Regions from separate parts of the Homo sapiens genome. Here regions 2 and 3 are each linked to region 1. Evidence: chromatin loops called from intact Hi-C (ENCODE). Cell type or tissue: gastrocnemius medialis. All regions are shown on one strand. Each heading gives the region's core, and the rest is flanking DNA. Links, peaks and the distances in the headings are about the cores only.

Evidence for each region. Hi-C counts contacts between places; a loop is a spot of excess contacts. Peaks named below come from ENCODE experiments on the same cell type or tissue, not always from the same donor. Only the 100,000 strongest peaks of a DNase experiment are listed, where the experiment ranks them.
Region 2: it touches region 1 in a loop (11-fold over the local background); 4 of 110 quality-filtered maps call a loop at or near these places.
Region 3: a loop joins it to region 1, with 4 times the contacts of the local background. A loop is called at or near these places in 51 of 110 quality-filtered maps.

What each region holds. Positions count from the first base shown.
Region 1 is chr21:26,842,011-26,844,554 of GRCh38, reverse strand. It overlaps ADAMTS1 (ADAM metallopeptidase with thrombospondin type 1 motif 1), which reads left to right. Exons shown (of 9, transcript NM_006988.5): 1 at 1-330; 2 at 1,870-2,216. Among named protein-coding and RNA genes, the nearest start is that of ADAMTS1, 2.1 kb to the left of the region's middle. RefSeq lists an enhancer at 1,400-2,544. In gastrocnemius medialis, for the core only: a CTCF peak has its summit at 972; DNase peaks (open chromatin) are centred at 964, 1,454 and 1,981; H3K4me3 peaks cover 2,383 bases; H3K27ac peaks cover 2,500 bases.
Region 2 is chr21:27,632,885-27,641,379 of GRCh38, reverse strand. It overlaps LINC01673 (long intergenic non-protein coding RNA 1673), which reads right to left and starts at 2,762. Exons shown (of 4, transcript NR_183539.1): 1 at 2,457-2,762. In gastrocnemius medialis, for the core only: no CTCF peak of the experiment used is centred there; a DNase peak (open chromatin) is centred at 4,539; H3K27ac peaks cover 2,500 bases.
Region 3 is chr21:28,064,688-28,073,182 of GRCh38, reverse strand. The region is part of intron 1 of LINC01697 (long intergenic non-protein coding RNA 1697); the gene reads right to left. Among named protein-coding and RNA genes, the nearest start is that of LINC01697, 21 kb to the right of the region's middle. In gastrocnemius medialis, for the core only: no CTCF peak of the experiment used is centred there; a DNase peak (open chromatin) is centred at 4,532; H3K4me3 peaks cover 1,169 bases; H3K27ac peaks cover 2,500 bases.

The DNA of each region.
Region 1 (2,544 bases), core at 1-2,500:
GCTCGGCTGCCGCCCTCAGCCTCTGCGAGGGCGTGCGCGGCGCCTTCTACCTGCTGGGGGAGGCGTATTTCATCCAGCCGCTGCCCGCCGCCAGCGAGCGCCTCGCCACCGCCGCCCCAGGGGAGAAGCCGCCGGCACCACTACAGTTCCACCTCCTGCGGCGGAATCGGCAGGGCGACGTCGGCGGCACGTGCGGGGTCGTGGACGACGAGCCCCGGCCGACTGGGAAAGCGGAGACCGAAGACGAGGACGAAGGGACTGAGGGCGAGGACGAAGGGGCTCAGTGGTCGCCGCAGGACCCGGCACTGCAAGGCGTAGGACAGCCCACAGGTAGAAGAATTGCTCTCGTTTGTCTGTCCATTCATCCTCCTCTCCTCACTTTATCTATCCCACGCGACTTCAGGGTAGACTCCTGCTGGCAGGCAGGATCATAAGTCCGCGGACAGAACGGAGGCCTGGAGTGGAGGAATGTGGTTTGAGGTTTGGATTGGTGAACTCAGCTAGAAAACATACTTGCATTTGCCCGAATAATGAATAACCAAGAAAAAAACTGACAAACGATTTTCTGCAAACTAAAGCAAAGCATTTAGGCCGGGGAGGGAGAGTTTGTAACCTGACTCCTTCCACCTTTAGCGAGTTGGAGCTTGTGCGAGTTCTTTCCACTCTGTGTATTTCTTTTTAATGATTTTGTGTGCGCCTTTTGTGCGGGTTGCAACGTTGCGCTGAGTTTTGTAACCGCTGCCTGTGCGTGCATCCTGCGCTCACGGGAGGGCGGATGTGGAGAGGGCAGAGGAGCAATGGTGACCTGGGAAGGTACCCTGAGCGGCTACGCTAGGATCTCTGTTCTGCAGACTTCTGTCCCCTTTCCCCCTTATAAGGCTGACCCAGGCGGGCTGAAGGCGGTGGGGCCCCTTCGCAGAACCTGCTTGGGAGGTCTTTCCCGGGTTTGCCCCGCCTCCCAGTTTGCACTCCCTCTCGCGGCCATAATTCTGCTCTCAAGCACTGTTGAAAGTCACTGCCGGTCCTTCCTGCTACGGCCTTCTCTCTGTGCAGTGCTTATTCTCCAGTTCTTTTTGTTTCATCACTTTGGTGCCTTTTTCCTTCTTTAACTCTCTCGCGTGTCATTTTTTAAAGAATTCTCCCCTTTTCCCCTGCTCCTCTGCTCCTGGGAGCAAAGTGGTCGCAGCCCAGTTTAGGACTTTCTGCAGGGGTTGGGTCTCAGTCCGGAGTGGAAGGCTCTGTTCCAAATAATCAATCATGCCTGGAAGCTGGAACTTATTTCGCTGGGGCAGTGGGAGTGGGGCCAGAGGCTGCTGGGCAGAGTGGGTGGTCCTTGTGCCCGGAATTGGCAAGAGCGGAGCACCCCAGGGACCCCTGGAATGAGACAGCAGAGCTGTGCAGTCTGAGATTCCTTAAGGCCCGGCCCCTTGGCAGCAGCCCAGGCCCTACCCGAGGCCTTCCACGTGGAGCCTGATGATCTCATTCAGGATTTGAGCCCTCGCCTGTGAAAGAGTGACTCAGGGCCTCTGCCTGCCGCTCTTGCTCCAAGATTTTACTACAATTGGGTAGGATTATGTGCGAAATTGCCTTGTTCAGACTGTGGGATTTCAAAGAGAACAGAAGAAATCCTGCTCACACACAGAAAGATCCTGACCATGCAAAGGAGCGCGTGGTCTTTTTATTTAAAGGAGAGGAGAGAACTTTAAAAATAACACTTGGAGTGAAGATATGCAAATATTTTTGTTATTGTTGTTCTGGGTATATTTTTGCTTTGTTTGCTTTGACTGGTTAGGCTTTCCTAATATATGCTAGGAAGGTAACTATTCTTGGACAGCCTGACCATAAGCAAACTTTTTTTTTTCTTTACAGGAACTGGAAGCATAAGAAAGAAGCGATTTGTGTCCAGTCACCGCTATGTGGAAACCATGCTTGTGGCAGACCAGTCGATGGCAGAATTCCACGGCAGTGGTCTAAAGCATTACCTTCTCACGTTGTTTTCGGTGGCAGCCAGATTGTACAAACACCCCAGCATTCGTAATTCAGTTAGCCTGGTGGTGGTGAAGATCTTGGTCATCCACGATGAACAGAAGGGGCCGGAAGTGACCTCCAATGCTGCCCTCACTCTGCGGAACTTTTGCAACTGGCAGAAGCAGCACAACCCACCCAGTGACCGGGATGCAGAGCACTATGACACAGCAATTCTTTTCACCAGACAGGTAAGAGGAAGATGGTACCAGCTGTGAGACTGTCCTCTTAGGAGTCTACGTTGTACCAAAAAGATATATACAAGGCATTTCACCAGTGTTTTTGCAGTTAACCTTTTTTAATTGGCTAGCATGGTTTATCTTACTCATTTCTACTGTAATTTAAATATCTCAAGTTTCACAGTTCTATTTTAAAAGCATTAGAAAAAAGCTTGATTAAAGTCACATGAAGTCTTCTTATGTCAACAATAATGAATGTAGATGCTCCAAAGCATATGTGAAGGCACACCCTGCCAAAAAAGTTAGATCCCAAGGGTCATGCTCCCCTTATTAATAAGTA
Region 2 (8,495 bases), core at 3,296-5,795, 790 kb before region 1:
AAATGTGATAATGTGAGGAAGACATTAGAAGATGAGGTTCAAATTGTTTTGTAACAATTTTGTCTTTGTCCCTCTACACTGGGCCCTGTGTCTCTATATGTGTCCTCGTATGTGTGTGTGCATGCATGTGCCCTTTAAAATCCATGCTTATATTATTTTCACCTTGTCCACCCCAGTAATGTTTTCTTTTTTTTAAATATCTTTTGCAAAAACCACTTATTTGTCTCTCATTGATCAGAACTGATTCATGTGATTGACTAAATCTGGAACATAGGTTGATGCTTGGAGCAGAAAAGAAATCAACCTAATTTGAACAACATGGGAAGATTGGAAAACTACTGATTCTCTGAAGGGTGATTGATGAATTGTTACTACAAAATGGGTGAATGAACCCTGACCAATGAGTAGTCACTACAGAAGCCCTGAAACATCAAAGTAGGCATGTCAGTAGGCAATCAGACTTCAAATCTAGCTATGAGTTGGAAACTTGAAAAATGGAAGTCTTCAAGAGATAGATGATACTTAAGCAATACAGAAAGTTTAAATCAAGTTGGAGAGATGATAGAGAATAATAAACAGCACATTACCTAGCACTGTGGAACTCTAATATAAAGCTTGGGTATATGGGAAGAGGTCAGTAAAGCAGTTGACAAAAGAATATCTCACTCATCTGTATAGCCGGTGATCAGGACGGGGAGTTACATTAGGCTAAATTCTTCTATAGACTTTATGGAAGCCTTTATAGAACCTTCTATAGGTTCTGCCTTTAAATGTCCCTAGGATCATTCCCTGTTCTTTGTGAATGTTGACTTAGAGTTTAGTTTCTCTAAAGTAGAGATGGGAAGGATGACTCTCTCCAATACAATGATCTTGCATTTGTTTTGGGTTATACTGTTCCTACTCTGTTGCTCCTTTAATCCAATATCAGTGTTATGCTCTGGAAAGTCCTCAAAATTAGTGCAATGAATTAATAGCACTCTTTCTTGCTTTCCAGAACTATGTTTTGGATTTACACACCTTAAAATGAGTTTTTCTTCATTTCCACAGGATATTGGGAGGGAAGGAGGTAAATTCCTATCCTCAACCTGCCACCTTCCACTAGTAGTCGAAACGTTACTTCTATAAAATAATTTCCTGAAACTTCTGTATGGTTAAAAAAAATCCTGCTGTGTAAACCAAGTAATAATTTCCCCCTGGAAATTGAAATTAAGGATAAACAATTGAGTGAAATTAACACTTAACTAATGTGTTTTCTTTCTAATTTATTAAATATTTTAGAGCTTTGGAAGCAAAAGCAGCAGCTCTTTTATAACTTTCCAGAACACCTTTATTATAATCAACCTATTTCACGTAACACTCTGGTGTTCTTAGTTTTACTTGTAATTAGACTTTTGCCTCTCTAATTGCACCAAAATAGTAATAAATGTTTTTAAAAAGATTTTGTCTCTTTGAAAAGAGAATGAATGTATCCATTAGCTTATTGGCATCCATCATCTTATAGAGGTCAGTTCGCTTAAATATTTTGGATGGAATACATCTTCCTAACTCAGTTTTCTCTTAAAATGTTAGGAAAAAAGCCCTCAAGACAACTACCACAGAAGTCAGGATACTTGCTTCAAATGATGCTATAGCATTGTTGTTAGTCCTAGTATTATAAAATAAATGAAAGGTATCATAGAAACAAGTACATAATAGACACCCAGTCCATATTTGCTTACTCTTTTAAATAAAAGCAATATCACAAATAAGTTAATTGATCTCTAGCTAGAATGTTGTCCTTATTAGATAGTTTCACATTCAAACTGAAAAAACATTTCAGAATTTGATATGAAACCCATGCACATGGTTTACATTCATTTAAAGCCATATATTTTGCTCAATTGTTTTTTCATTTCTTTTCTGGCACTGCCTAAAACCAGATGATATTACACTAAAAAAGTGAATTGGTTACTAAGCCTTTCCAGCTGTGAAAAAGGAAATAAAATCCCATACTTCTTAGGCACTATGTATAAGAAAAACATTTTTCATGGCAAGTAAATATATGCTCTGGCTCTTTACCTCCAGGTGAGTGGTCTTATTTTAAATTTTTAAAATGATTGTGACACTAATGAGATTTCAGCTAGGCATATGGGGATATTTGATTTTGTGGCTAATTCTGTCTTTTCCTTATTCTTTAAGTAAAACTGGATTTTTTTTTCCTGTGTGATAAGAGTTGGTGGTTTCTAGTATGAAGCTGGCACAATAGCCCTAAATTATAAATAGAAATACATCAATTCTCATTGAATTTCTTTTTTCAATAATATAATGACATTGGCATGTTATGTCACTTTTCTAAATCTAGTTTCCTTATCTATACATGTGATTAATAACCAAATGATATCAAACCCATTTTGTGTGTGTGTGTGTGCGTATGTGTGTGTTAAAGAATTTAACTCATTGATAGAGAGCAGACTCACTGCAAATGTTGTTGCTGTTCTTATTCTTGTTCTTCTTATTTTTATTGTTCTATAAAACAGATGTACAAAATGTCAGCCTTCATAGGATCTCTTCCTGGTTTTAACTTTGTCAGAATTCCATATATTGGTGTTCAGATGTTCTAGTTGGAAACGTATAGCCATAAACTTTTAGTGGACAAATAAGTAGACTTTGATAAAGCTGCAGCATCCTGTTGTTTTGTAATAAGCCAAAAGAAATGGTAGCCTACAAGAATGAGAAATTCATCTGTCTCCTGTGTTGTACATTTGGTTGCTGGGATACCATGTCTTCTTTGGAACTATACTCTGTTTGGAAGACACGTCCTTCAAGATCCTCCTAGAAAAAGAGTACATAAAATGAATTTTGGGATCTAGCTATATCTGAGGGTAATTTTATGTTGCTTTCACCCTTGATTAATAGTATGGATGATATATTAGCACCCTACTGCTATTGTAAAATATTACCACAAAGTTGATGATTTAAAACAATACAAATTTCTTTGTATTGGCCTGGAGACTTTTGCTTTGAGAAAGCCTCCTCTTCAAGTATTTTCCAGAAGGATACCTGTGTCTGGATCTCCTACTGTGACTTTTAGCCAGACTGGTAAACCCGACAGCATTACTTAACCTTCTACTTACATGGCGGTTCCTTACATTGCAGAATGGGACATAGAGCCCCCGAACGACACTCACCAGTTTAATACACTGCCGTGTGGTCCAGTGTCCACCCTGTTTACATCTATCCTATGAAGGAAAGACACCAATGGGGCCCCAATCTAAGAACTCTGATAAACCCCTCTATTGAATTGTTTCAAGTTTCTGAAAACTCCATAAAACACATCTTTCATATTGCATTACAATTTCTGGTTTCTGTTTATTTTTCCTCTATTCCTTCTACCCTAAGGTAGGAGAATGGGAGAGGGACAAGGTGGCTGTGGTAGTACGGGTGGAGTTAGGAAGGGGAAGCCACAACTTAACGTCTTAAAATAATACAAATGCATTATCATGCAGTTCTGGAGGTTAGAAGTCTAAAATTGATCAATAGAACTGCATTCCTTTTAAAGGTTTTACAGAAAAATTTGTTTCCTTGCCTTTTCTAGCTTCTAGATACTTTCTGCATCCTTGACTTGTAGAAGTGGCCTATCTTATATCTTCAAAGCCAACAGCAAATATCTGCTAATCACTCTCTCTCTTTCAGTTCCAATCTTCAATCACATGGTCTTTTCTGATTCTTACACCCCTGCCTCCCTTTTGTAGGACCTTCATGATTACATTGGGTCTACCCAAATAATCCAGAATAATCTCTCCATCTCCAGATCCTTAACTTAATATCCCCAGAGTCTCGTACTTTACACACAACATATTCACAGGTTCCAGAAATTAGGATATAGGTCTCATTATCATGGAAGGCCCAAATCTTGTAATCTAATTTATCTAAATTAGTCATGGTTAGGGCGTTCACTATTATCCACTCTGGGGCAAAATTATTCTCCGTTGGGAGATCTGTGAAACTATAAAACATGATATTGCCTCCTAAAATACTATGGTGAGATAGGGATCAGATAACACTAATAGATATCCAGTTCACAAAAGGAATCACCAGAGGTGAGCAATTTCAAAATCTGTTTTTGCATTCAACATTAGGTTTCAAAGCTTGAGAATCATTCTCTGTGTTTCCTGGCTCTGCTGCTATTGTAGAGACTCTACATGTTTGCAGCTGAGTAGTTTTATCAATTTGTTTTCTACATGTAGAATTTGGAGAATTCAATAGCCTTCCCTCCTTTTGTTCTGTCTCCCTTTTAGTTCAAGCTGACATTGAGTATGTCTGTTGGCACAACATTCTTAAGAATCTTGCAAATATTCCCTGTATGTTTCAGGGATTCTCTCCACTAGACAAGAGGCTCATCCACAAATCTTTTTTTTATAATACCATCTCTATTCCTGGCTTCTGCTTGGAGGGCTGAGGGGAACCATGATTCACTGCTCTAATCCTTTCAAAAGGCCATGTGTGTAATTGAATACTCTGATCCTTTGATCCTTCCAAAGTACTAGCAAAAGGTTGTCCAGCCACACCTTGGCTTTCTGTCCAGAACAGGCTTTCTTGATTATGAATCTCCTAATTTTAGTGCCTTTGCAATCTGGATTGGCTGAGAATTTCCCAAGTCATCAGGTCCTGTTTCCCTTTTTCCTAACACCGCTTCCGTCAATCTCTCTCTTTTCTCACATTTCACTGTAAGCAATGGGAAGAAACAAGGCTCTACCTTCAGCACATTGCTTGGAAATCCCCTCAGCTAGATATTAAAGTTCATTTCCTATAGGTTCTGCTTTCCACATAACTAACTGTAGGACACAATTCCGCCAAGCTTTCTGCTACTACATAATAACGATTACTTTTCCTCCACTTTCTAATAAGCATTTTCCTCATTTCTTTATGAACCCTCACTAGGCATGCCTTTAATGCTCGTATTTCTACCAATATTCCATTTATGATGCTGTATTTTCTAAGATGTATGAGTATAGGATGGGTGAAAAATATTTTTACTCAGACTCTGTAGTTAGTGCTTCCTGTGAGAATTACCATGCCATTCTAATTCCCAGTTTTTTTTTATGTGACCTGCTTTCCATCTGAAGGCTGTTATCATAGTTTATTAAAATCTGGTTGAGATTTTATGACCCCTTGAACTAGAAACCGATGCACTAAAATTATACTTTTTATATTAACATGTCTATAATTTTTTTTCATAATTTTTCTGAAATCTGTTATTCAGTTATTGAAACTCCATCTCTTCTGATGGGATCCTGATAAATACATTGCCAAAAACATGAAAATAAATTAAGTACATATCAAGTGATGAATACCTAAAAATACTTGTATTTCCATAAGATGAAATATTTATCAGTGATAAAAAGAAACACACTTCTGATAGATTTAATTATGTGGATAAATCCCAAGACAGTATTCTTGTGAAAGAAGCTATACAAGAAAAGACTCTCTACTGTCTCATTGCATTGATATGACATTCTGAAAAAATAATGGGACAGAAACGAGATCAGTGATTGTGAGGAGAACCATACAAATCCACATGAACAAATTTTTTGAGATGAAATGAACATTCCATATCTTATTTGTGGTATTGGTTCCAGAACTGTATACATTTATCAACCTCATAGCACTGTACATCTAAAAAAGGTGAATCTTAAGATATGTAAATTATTATTTAACCGATCTGAACCAGAAAGAGAAAATTTGACTTTTTTAAAAAGAATATTATTGTTGGCCAGGCGCGGTGGCTTACGCCTGTAATCCCAGCACTTTGGGAGGCTGAGGCGGGCGGATCACAAGGTCAGGAGATCGAGAAACCATCCCAGCTAACATGGTGAAAACCCGCCTCTACTAAAAATAGAAAAAAATTAGCCGGGCGTGGTGGCGGGCGCCTGTAGTCCCAGCTACTCGGGAGGCTGAGGCAGGAGAATGGCGTGAACCCGGGAGGCGGAGCTTGCAGTGAGCTGAGATCACGCCACCGCACTCCAGCCTGGGGGACAGAGCGAGACTCCGTCTCAAGAAAAAAAAAAAAAAAAAAAAAGAATATTGTGGTTAGAGAAATATAATTCATTACAGAATTCGAGGGTTTGTTTTCTGTAGTTTCAAATTTACAAGTTCTTTGTCAGTTAAAGGAGAATATTTGGAAATATATTTCTATGAATTTTCCAGCAATAGCTCAACATTATGACTTCTTTTTTCTTTTTTATTATACTTGAAGTTTTAGGGTACATGTGCACAACATGCAGGTTAGTTACGTATGTATACTATGACTTCTTTTAATTTTCTTTGTATAGGCTTCACATCCTCTTGTAGCTTGTTTTCTTTAGAGTTAGTGATGACCTTTATTTTTCTTAAACAATTACATTGTCATACTTTCAATAATATCTAAAATATTCTTTGTACCATCCCATGAAAGACGCTTTTCTCTATGGCTATTTCCTGTTCTAGTCTAGATTTGTTGCAATTTAGGTTCTCAGCACAAATGTCCTTCTGGGTCTTCCCTTTGCTTTTCTACTTCATTGAATCCGTTGTCCCCTCCTCATGTTTTCTTTTTTCCTGCTTATCTTTACAAACAAATTCACCATTAAATCCTTAAACTGGATGAAGTGAGCTGAAAGTTTTGAGTTCTTAAAATACCTTCATTTCCCAGTTATTTTCATTGATTGATAGGTATAAAATTATAGGTTGAAAACAACTCCCCTCAGAAAATTAAAGCTCCATTTTGTTCTATTTTGAGCTACTGTAGATGAGATTAATAATATAAATTAATACTCATTCTGTTGTAGGTAAACTGTCTTTTCTCTTGAGATTTTTTAGTTGATACATTGAACTGATATGCTAGACATCAATCTATGTATTTATTTTTGTTAATTTTTTTAGGAGGTTGGTGAAGCCCTTTCACATTGAAGACCTCTGTCTGCTTTCTGCTCAGAAAAATCTCCTATATTAAATTGTGTAATAGCATTCCCTCTTCCATTTCATTTAGGTTCTTTGTAATCTTCTGTTTTAGGGGAACAGCATTGACTCTTTCTTTTAATTACTCCTCTCACGACACCATCCTTACGTATTTTGTTAGGATTTACTGTATTTATATTACTCCATATACCCTGAGTAAAGTTCATTGATCTGAGGGAGGCATGTGAACCAAAAAGAATCAATCAGTCCCTGAGATTTTTGAACATGGCATGAGAAAAATGTCTAAAACTATTTTATGTCCAGGTACTAAATTTTAAATTGTGAGACTCTATGTTCACATTTATCACTTTGAAAATGAAGTCATGATGAGAAGCAAGTAGTACCTACACCAGTACATATATATATATATTGTATATGTCTCCATCTATAGTTATCTGCATCTAATGTCTATATTCATCTAATACCTGACAATCTGTGTGTGTATCTATAGCAGCAGTTTTTAACCAGGGGCAATTTTGCCTTCAGGAAGTTTTTGGCTATCACAACTAAATGAAAGTGTTCCTGGCATCCAGTGGATAAATGCCAGAGACGTTGCTGAAAACCTTACATGGACAACCTCCTGCTGCAAAGAATTATCCAGCTCAGAATGTCAATAGTGCCAAGTTTGAGAAACCCTGATCTAAAGGGAGTCCTTGTAGAAACAAGATCCCCTTATTACGTTCCCTGAAGGCATTATGTTGTTTCCTTAATTTTGAGCAATCTGCTATTTTTCTTTTTCAAACATTTTTTTATTGGTACATAATAATTGCGCACATTTATAGGATATGCAGTAAATTATTATTTACTGCTTTCTTAGTCTCATTTTTGGAAAATAGCTCGTTATCATTAAAATTTGTTCTTCTTTCTGCTGAGCTAATTCAAATAGTATTTCAGTTTACTTCAAGAAAGAACATATGGACTAACAATGAGCTTTTCTATGTATTCTGGTGTGTATTAAACAGTGGCAGGTATCTCAATGTATTTGCATGATCCTGTTTTGTCTTTGGTTGCCTTGCGTGCTCTTAACTGAAAAAGTCCCAGTTTTTATTTGTATTGAGAATAGAACTGTGAAAGATCCACCTCTGAAGGCATTGTAGTGTTTCTTTCATTTTGAACATCCAAACAGTTTTTAAATCTATTTTTAATTTAACATATAGTAATCTTACATATTTATGAAGTACACAGCCATGTTGTGACACGTGCCATGTATAGTGATCATTACAGATCACTATATACACATATACAGATCACAGTAACTGGCATATCTGTCATCTCAAACATTTATTGTTTCTTAGTGTTGGGAACATTAAGTATCATCCTTCTAGCTATTTGAAACTATGGAATATATTATTGTTAACTATAGTCATTTTATGGTGCTATAGAACACTAAAAATTATTCCTCTTATCTAGCTGTAATTTTGTAATCTTTAATAAATCTGTCTCTATCTCTTTTTCCCCTACATTTTCTAACCTCTAATATCCTCTCTTCTATTTTTACTTCTATGAGGTCATCTTTTAAATTT
Region 3 (8,495 bases), core at 3,479-5,978, 1.2 Mb before region 1:
AAAGAGAGAAATCTTAAAGCTGGGTGTCCAGGGGAGACATCACATGTCGGCAGGTTATGTGATGCCTCCTGAGCCACAAAACCAGCAAGTTTTTATTATGGATTTCAAAAGGGGAGGGGTGTACAAATAGGGTGTGGGTCACAGAGATCACAAGCTTCAAGGGCAATAAAATATCACAAGGCAAATGGGGGCAGAGCGAGATCACTGGACTAGGGTGAAATTAGAAATGCTGATGAAGTGTCATGTCCCACAGGGCACGCATTATTGTTGATAACATCTTATCAGGAGACAGGGTTTGAGAACAGACAACCAGTCTGACTAAAATTTACTAGGCAGGAATTTTCTAATCCTAGTAGGCCTGGGGGTGCTACGGGAGACCAGGGCTAATTTCATCCCATACCTACAACTGTATAAGACACACATTCCCAGAGTGGCCATTTTAGAGACCTATCCCTGGGAATGCATTCTCTTTCTCAGGGCTCTTCCTTGCTGAGAAAAAGAATTCAGCGAAATTTCTCCTATTCACTTTTGTAAGAAGAGAAATATGACTCTGTTTTGTCTGGCCCCGCAGGCAGTCAGGCCCAATGGTTATCTCCTTTGTTCCCTGAAAATTGCAGCCATCCTGTTCCTTTTGGATGCCCAGATTTCATATTGTTCAAACACACATGCTCTACAAACAATTTGTGCAGATAATGCAATCATCACAGGATCCTGAGGCTACATACATCCTCAGTTTACAAAGATGACGGGATTGAGAGATTAAAGTAAAGACAGGCATAGGAAATTATAAGAGTATTGATTGGGGAAGTGATATATGTCCATGAAATCTTCACAATTTATGTTCAGAGATTGCAGTAAAGACAGGCATAAAAAATTATAAAAGTATTAATCTGGGGAACTAATAAATATCCATGAAATCTTCACAATTTATGTTTTTCTGCCATGGCTTCAGCTGGTCCCTTCGTTCGGGGTCCCTGACTTCCCGCAACAATTCCTGACTTGCTCGCTATTTTCATTCTCAAATCCAAGCACTATGACTTCTTTTGCAGCTAACTCTTTACAACTTGCTTCCTTAAAGTTGACCAGTTTCCACTGAGTGGTGATCTTCTATTAGTTATTTTTATTCCTGGACACCTGTCATATACAACAGGGGTCTCCAGTCCTGGGGCCACGGACTGAACCGTTAGGAACCCGGCTGCTTCCTAATATTGAAGCTTCAGCATATTTACAGCCACTTTCCATCACTCAAATTACTGCCTGAGCTCCACCTCCTATCAGATCAGCATCAGCATTAGAGTCTCATAGGAGCGTGAACCCTATGCTGTGCATGCAAGGGATCTAACTTGGGCACTCTTTATGAAAATCTAATACCTGTTGATTTGTCACTGTCTCCCATCACCCCCACATGGGACCTTCTAGTTGCGGAAAAACAAGTACAGGGCTCCCACTGATTCTACATTATGATGAGTTGTATAATTATTTAATTCTATATTATAATGTAATCATAATAGAAATAAACTGCACAACAAATGTAATGCACTTGAATCATCCACAAACCACCCTCCACCCTGATCTGTGGGAAATTGTCTTCCATGAAACTGGTCCCTGGTGCCAAAAAGGTTGGAGACTGCCAGTAAATAACATTATTGAACTCTGTGGCTGTTGATACTCTTTTCCTAGTCTCTTCAATATAAGAAAGTTTTTCTTCTGAGTCCCTTGGTTGCTTGCTCCTCAACCTTTTCTTGTTCTCTAGAGATAAATGTTTATCAATGTTTTTTCTTGTTGGCCTCCAGAGTCTCATAATTTCAAGCATTGCTTTCCAGCAGGATGCATTTGCACCATGCACCATAAAGCTTAGTTATAGCTCAGCTCTAACATTCTCCTATATTTATTTATTTATTTATTTATTTATTTTGGAGATGGAGTTTAGCTCTGTCTCCCAGGCTGGAGTGCAGTGGCACAATCTCTGCTCACTGCAACCTCCATCTCCCAGGCTCAAGCGATTCTCCTGCCTTGGCCTCCTGAGTAGCTGGGATTACAGGCACATGCCACCATGCCTGGATAATTTTTGTATTTTAATAGAGACAGGGTTTCACCATCTTGGCCAGGCTGGTCTCGAACTCCTGACCTCAGGTGATCTGCTCACCTTGGCCTCCAAAAGTGCTGGGATTACAGGTATGAATGACCATGCCCAGACTAAAGTTCTTCTAATTTTTATATGTTTTTATGATATTTCCAGGATGTCCCATAGACATTTTACATTTAAAATAACTAAACTGATCACCTTTGTCTCACACACTGAACCCGTATTTTTGACATCCCTATTTGTATTCACGGCATTAATCTTCTTTAGTCACCCAGATTTGAAATCTTCATCATCACAAACACCTGATTTCCCTTCATTACTCACGGATAACTAATGTCTACCTCTTACATTTTTCAATATAGTAGAATCTATTGAATCTATTTCTTAATTTTTACCTCAATTTTCATCACCCTAGATTAGACCCTAATTGCCACCATGATGACCACCTGCAATAATCTACCAGTGAGTTTTATCACATCTTGAAGACTGCAGAATTTTGACAGTTAAAGATGGAGGGAGGTATTATATACAAAGGGCATATATTTTGCTGAAGATCTAGGATTCACTTTAGAATCTTTAAACAGTTGTACTGGGAGAGGGTCACACAGGTAGAAGAGTAATAAGATTTGAAATGCAACTTGGAATAAGATCTTGAATCCCAGACTATTGAGAAATATTCACAAATATGCTTCTCTTCCATTTTATTTTTTTCTTTAGTATCCGTAGTACCTACTAAAATGCTTTGCATATTTTAGATGTTCAGAAAATTCTTATTTCAACAAACAAAAGTATTATAAGCATGTTAAATTACTAAAATGCACCTTGATTTATTTCTTTTAAAAGTATGTAGGACACATAAACTATCATTTTGCTTCTACAGTTCATCTTGTATTTAAACACAATAAAATATCAATTTTAATGTTTTTCTTAATTATTCACTAAGTGTCATATATACATATCACTGAATATATTACAGACATACATGTATTGTATATGTAATATATTAAAAGATAAGGATTAATTGAAGGGGCTTATCTGGTGCTAGAGTTTTGCTTTGCTTTTGAATTCTTATTTAATTCTGTTCTATTTACTGAATGTCCATCTCTGCATAATATTTGAAAAGCCTCCTGAGTTAAAAATAGTTAATTCTGGGAAAGAGCTCAGCTCTTGGTATTTAGCCATATTATTCATCTTATATGGCTGATACATTTATCATGCGTTGATTCAAATACATGCAGCTTTTAACTTTTTGCAGAAACTATAAGGTCATACATCACAGATTAATATTCTTCTCATGCCCTCCCCCCACATTCGTACACAAAGGTCTCTTGTGGTTAGTGATATTAATCCATTCCTGTGGTTTTGCAGTCAAGAGGAATATAGTGCAGCGTGCCTCCTCGTTTAAAACAAAAAGGCTTACGGTGTTCTTTGGCTTTATGCTGCTTGGCTTTCGCCAGAGGACAGCATCCATGAGAGGGATTTGCTTTGTTTTTCTAATTATCAGCAGCTGGGTGAAACAGCTTCCAAAGGGGGAGAAAACAACACAGAGAATTTTAAGCCATGCTACTAACAGGTGTTCCCAGGGATCAAGTTCTTAAACAACCCTAAGAGTAAGATGAGATGCACTTTGTTGAACTGTTGCTGATGGTAGAGGGAAAATAATCAGGAATTTGCATACAACAACTCATTAAGTCCCCTTCCCAGTATATTAAATAGACTTAATTTTTCGAAAGGCAATTTTGGATAAAGATAGTGAATGGTGTGCTGATATGAAATGACTACACAGCATAATTTCATTTTGCCTTGGTTTGTTACTCCTCCTCTCCTTGCCATATCTCCAATATAAGCCCCCCCCACATACATACATACACACTCAGATGTGTACACACTCATGTGAGTGCACACATATTGCATATTTACTGATAACATTGTCCAAGCTGCTGTGATGACATCCAGGGTCATTCACCTACAGTTTTATGCAATTATAAATAAAATAGAATTCAAAAAGAGCACAAGAACATATTGTGAAATAGGTGAGATAGCTCCGTGGGCTAATCCTGAATGGCGAGACTCATCAAATTATTTAGATTCTATCTTGAACTTTAAAAGCTGGTATAAATCTTAGTATGAAAGATTTAAGCAAAGAGAGATGGGTACTGGGTAATATAACTGCATGAAAGTATTCTTAAATAAATATAAGCCTATCTCAAGTTTATAGAAAAATAACAATCCCAAAGAGGTTATCCCTCACATAAAGGTTACAGTTTTAGCAACCGGGGCATTCTACCAGAGCTTTCAGGAGGTGATTAAAGTAGACTTTAAGCTTCAGTCACTTGCTGGGCTCTTTCACCAGCATGTGAAAATTTGCCACCTCATGGTGACCTGGAGTTTATCAAAGGCCAGTCAGTGTTAGAGAGAGAAGTAATGGCAGTAAGAGAGAGGATCACAAGAACAGTTAAGCCAAGACACTCAGTCTGTAGGCTCACGTTTCTTCCACTCCAGCACACTGGAGGAGCTACTCCCAGAAGAAGGCAAGGAAGAGACAGCTCTGAGCCAGACCTTGCTTAAGACAACTTCAGCAGCCTTCTGTGACCATTTGAGCTTCAGCTCAAATCCAGGCTGGTGTAAAAGGAGAAGTTGATTTTTACATTGAGTTTACATTAAAATTTAAAAGGTATAGATTTTAGTAATTAAAAGTGCCAAAACATTTTGGATTCTGCTCAAATGGCACTGAAGGTTAAGAAAGGAAGATTGATGGAACATAGCTGAAGGTAATGATCACAGAAAAATAAAATCACTGAGTGGGAATACTAGACCATGATTCTCTCAGGTGGATGACAGCGAACTGGCTGTCTACTGATAAAACTTGATATAATCTTAAAAAATTCCTGAAATAACCCTCCCCTACCTCTTCCCATTACCTCTTTAACATAAGTGGAAAAATAAAAAAAGACTAAAAAACTGCCTGCTTTTCTGGGCAAAGGCAAAATCTGTATTTAAGAGTGTTAATTATGACTCAATGACTAGATCTGAGTTCCACATCATTCCCTTTTTAATATCATCAGCTGTGTCTTGGCACTCAAGTTTTCTACGAGTTTGTATCATATGCAAATGTATTCTTTATTTCAGTTTTGTCTTTTCCTGTTATTTTTATTTTAAATTAACAAACTAGAAAGACAAAATATAGTTTACTATCCCCAAAATGTATGCCCACTTCTGTTATTGCTTTACCGGTTTTTTCTCTTTAAAATTATTTTTTAGGGTGAAGGGTTGTTACTGGTGGTAGACAGTATCATGGCACAATTGCTAGTAAAAGCTATACTTTTGGCTTTTAACTAAAATCTATGCTTAAACAAATACTATTTAAATAAAAAGATTAACTTTCTCAATAGATATGTTTTCTATACAATTTGAATACTTTCTTTGTGTATAGGTGTCATCAATAGGTAACATTTATATCAACAAATTATTATCATTTACTAGAATTTCCTGGAAATAAAAATAATTTTTAAAGACTTTAACCTATCTCTGCTTTACAAAACAAGCTGTTTATTAATATAAGAGTTCAGGACAAATATTTCTGAAAGAACTAAACATTATGTTGGTTGACCTACAGGTTCTCACCTACAGAGGGAAGCTGAGCTACCCTAAGCTGGAGAAGGGTGACTCCCAAACTTCTCTTTACTATGTAACATCTTTACTCTCTCTTCCAATTGCAGCTTTTTCCCTATCAGAAAACTAGGTCTCCTAGACTCTCTAAATTCAAATTCTTCACTCCACCAAAACCTGAATAAATCTGAATATAAACATGTCTCTGCAAATGAGTCATAAATAATCTTGCGTGCATCCATAGGTATTTTAAGACACCCTAACCTAAGCACATTACAGGTGCAGTGAGTAGCATGGCTTCTATGACGAAGTTGGCAGAGCCAACAACTCACATTTTTTACTCATATTAACATCTGTGTTCACAATACGGCATTGAATATTCATATCTGCCCGGCTTTTCCTATCTCTAGAAGTTTTCCAACCCCTCTGCCCTGCTGTACTTTGGCCATTTCTAGTTGCCACTCGAAGTTTTTCAGTCTTTGCAATTTTTATTTTTCTTTTGTCAGCATTTTCTTTTATCCCAGATCTTCCCCTCAGTACACAGATTTTTCCACTTATTTTTAGCTTTCCTTATCTTCTGAGCTCCAGCCCTTGCATGACTGTTTTTCTAGACTTTTGTTCAGTGGTTAGCTAACCGGGCCCACTACTCCTTTGGATTTTGGATCTTCTTGGTTAGTGAACTGAATGATTACCATGTTTTCTTTACTTCTGCTCTAATGAACTTTATTTGAACTACAGTCTTTAGTTCTCCTTCTGGCTGCCACTTCTGCCCTGGGAAAGACAACCATTACTTGAGAATTCTGGTTAATCAAAATGTTACCGTCCTTGAAAAATGGTCTAACATTAATGAATCTGACACCCAAATAGACACATAATTATATCTGCAACCTGGCTTTTGCAGAATTTAAAAATACAAATAAAGACTATGGTCGTGTTTTTTTTTTAAATTTTTAATTCAGTCAACCAAATCAAGGCTGCTTCCTTTTTCTTTTTTTTTTATCAAAAGGCTTGAGCTCGATAAAATGAACATGATTTTTTGCCAAGCAATTCTTTTTTTTTTTTCCCCTTAATTTTTAAGCCCATGGGTATTTCAAGGGAAATTCAACCCACATGTTTCTGATTCATTTACACTTAATTCATTAAAATATTGTTTTGTAAGAGTTATTTGATGTCCAAGGGCCTTATGAGTCTTTTTATATGACTTCTTATGCCATTTTTTTCCTCAAAAACAGGAAGTGGTATTTTGCTAAGAACTGAAACTCCAAAAGGGTTGAATTTCATATGAATCACATAAAGCACACTAAGATGATTGTATCTCTCCTGGGTCATCCTTGCTTTGAGGAAGCACCTGAAACAGTTACCTGCATTGACTATATGTTGTTAATGAAATTCCAATTTCTCCAACACAATTCTAAAATCTCCTAAAAAGGGAGACTTCCAAAGTCAATCTTTAAAAGGACACACAAAATGAATCAATTTAACTCAATATTCATGTGAATATAATGTTATTTATTAAGACAAAGTTTTATAGCAGAGGCATCCACCATGTGATAGCCTCAGGAAACCCCTACAGTCTGTTTATTTAAATCTAAACCTTCCTTCATTCCCTCATCTCACTCCAAGAAAGGAACTTTGGGTAAAAAGGGGCAGAGAAGGAGACTGCAATGGATTAAGCAAACAGAATGTGTGTGTGTTGGATGACAATAAGAAACACTGTAATGTATATCTAAGCTATGCTTTCTTATATAGAAGCAACAACTTTTTTAGCCAGAGACTATTTAAATAGCAGATGTGCACGATTTTCTTTGTGACAAAAAAAATTGGAATGCTTATGTAATGAGTCTGAACTTGCATGGATACACAGTTTTTACTAGCAGAGCACTGAAGTGTCTTCTTGAGAACGCTTGAGTTCAAGAGCAGCTCTGTGGTCCCTGAATGAAATCCAGAACCAAAGTCCCACCAAAGGGTTCTTCTGACTGGTTTAGTTTCCAGTGCAGGCAAATTCAATGAAGGAATCCGAATACCACTGAGAATAAGAGAACCATTTTGGATCAAATATTTGGCAGCTGAAATCAAAACTAGAAAAAAAATTATTAGGAAAAAAATTATCTGGGGTAAAAAGAAATGAGATTGGAAATAAAATTTCTTAGTAAAAGAACATAATGATGTGGAGAATGAGCAGAGGATGACAAGTCCTAGAAACAGAATGGATAAAGTACTTAAAGTAGAAGAGGAAGTTTTAAAAGAGAGAAAGAAACACAGTAAACTGTCAGAGGAAATACAGTGACAACTACTAAAGCTGAAGTTGTATTTACTTAAATCCAGAATACCTGGCTTACTTACTGGAAATATTCAAATTTCTAAATACAGCAAACACATGAAGTGCAGTAATTAGAACATCCACAATGTTCTCCCCCACCCAATTATTCACTGTAGAGCAACTAGATGGATACCTATGCAAAATCTTTGATGTAACATCATGTAACAGTACTGTACTGAAACTAATATTTTACAAAACATCCAAGCTTGACGTTTATTTAGAAACCTACTAACCATGATGTGTAGATTGCCTGAAAATAGAAAGGAATTGCCCTTTAACACCAACTCTGTTGATTCTGACATCAACATAGTTCTCTCAACCCCCAAACCATAAATACATGGGATAAACATCAATATTTATGTGTGCTCTTTTGCTCCACAATATCTCATGATGTGTGCCTTCAACACCTGTTCACAATTCCGCTTTCTTCAGAGAAAGCAAATCTTGAGTAAAGAGAGAAGATGAGTACCACATGATTGG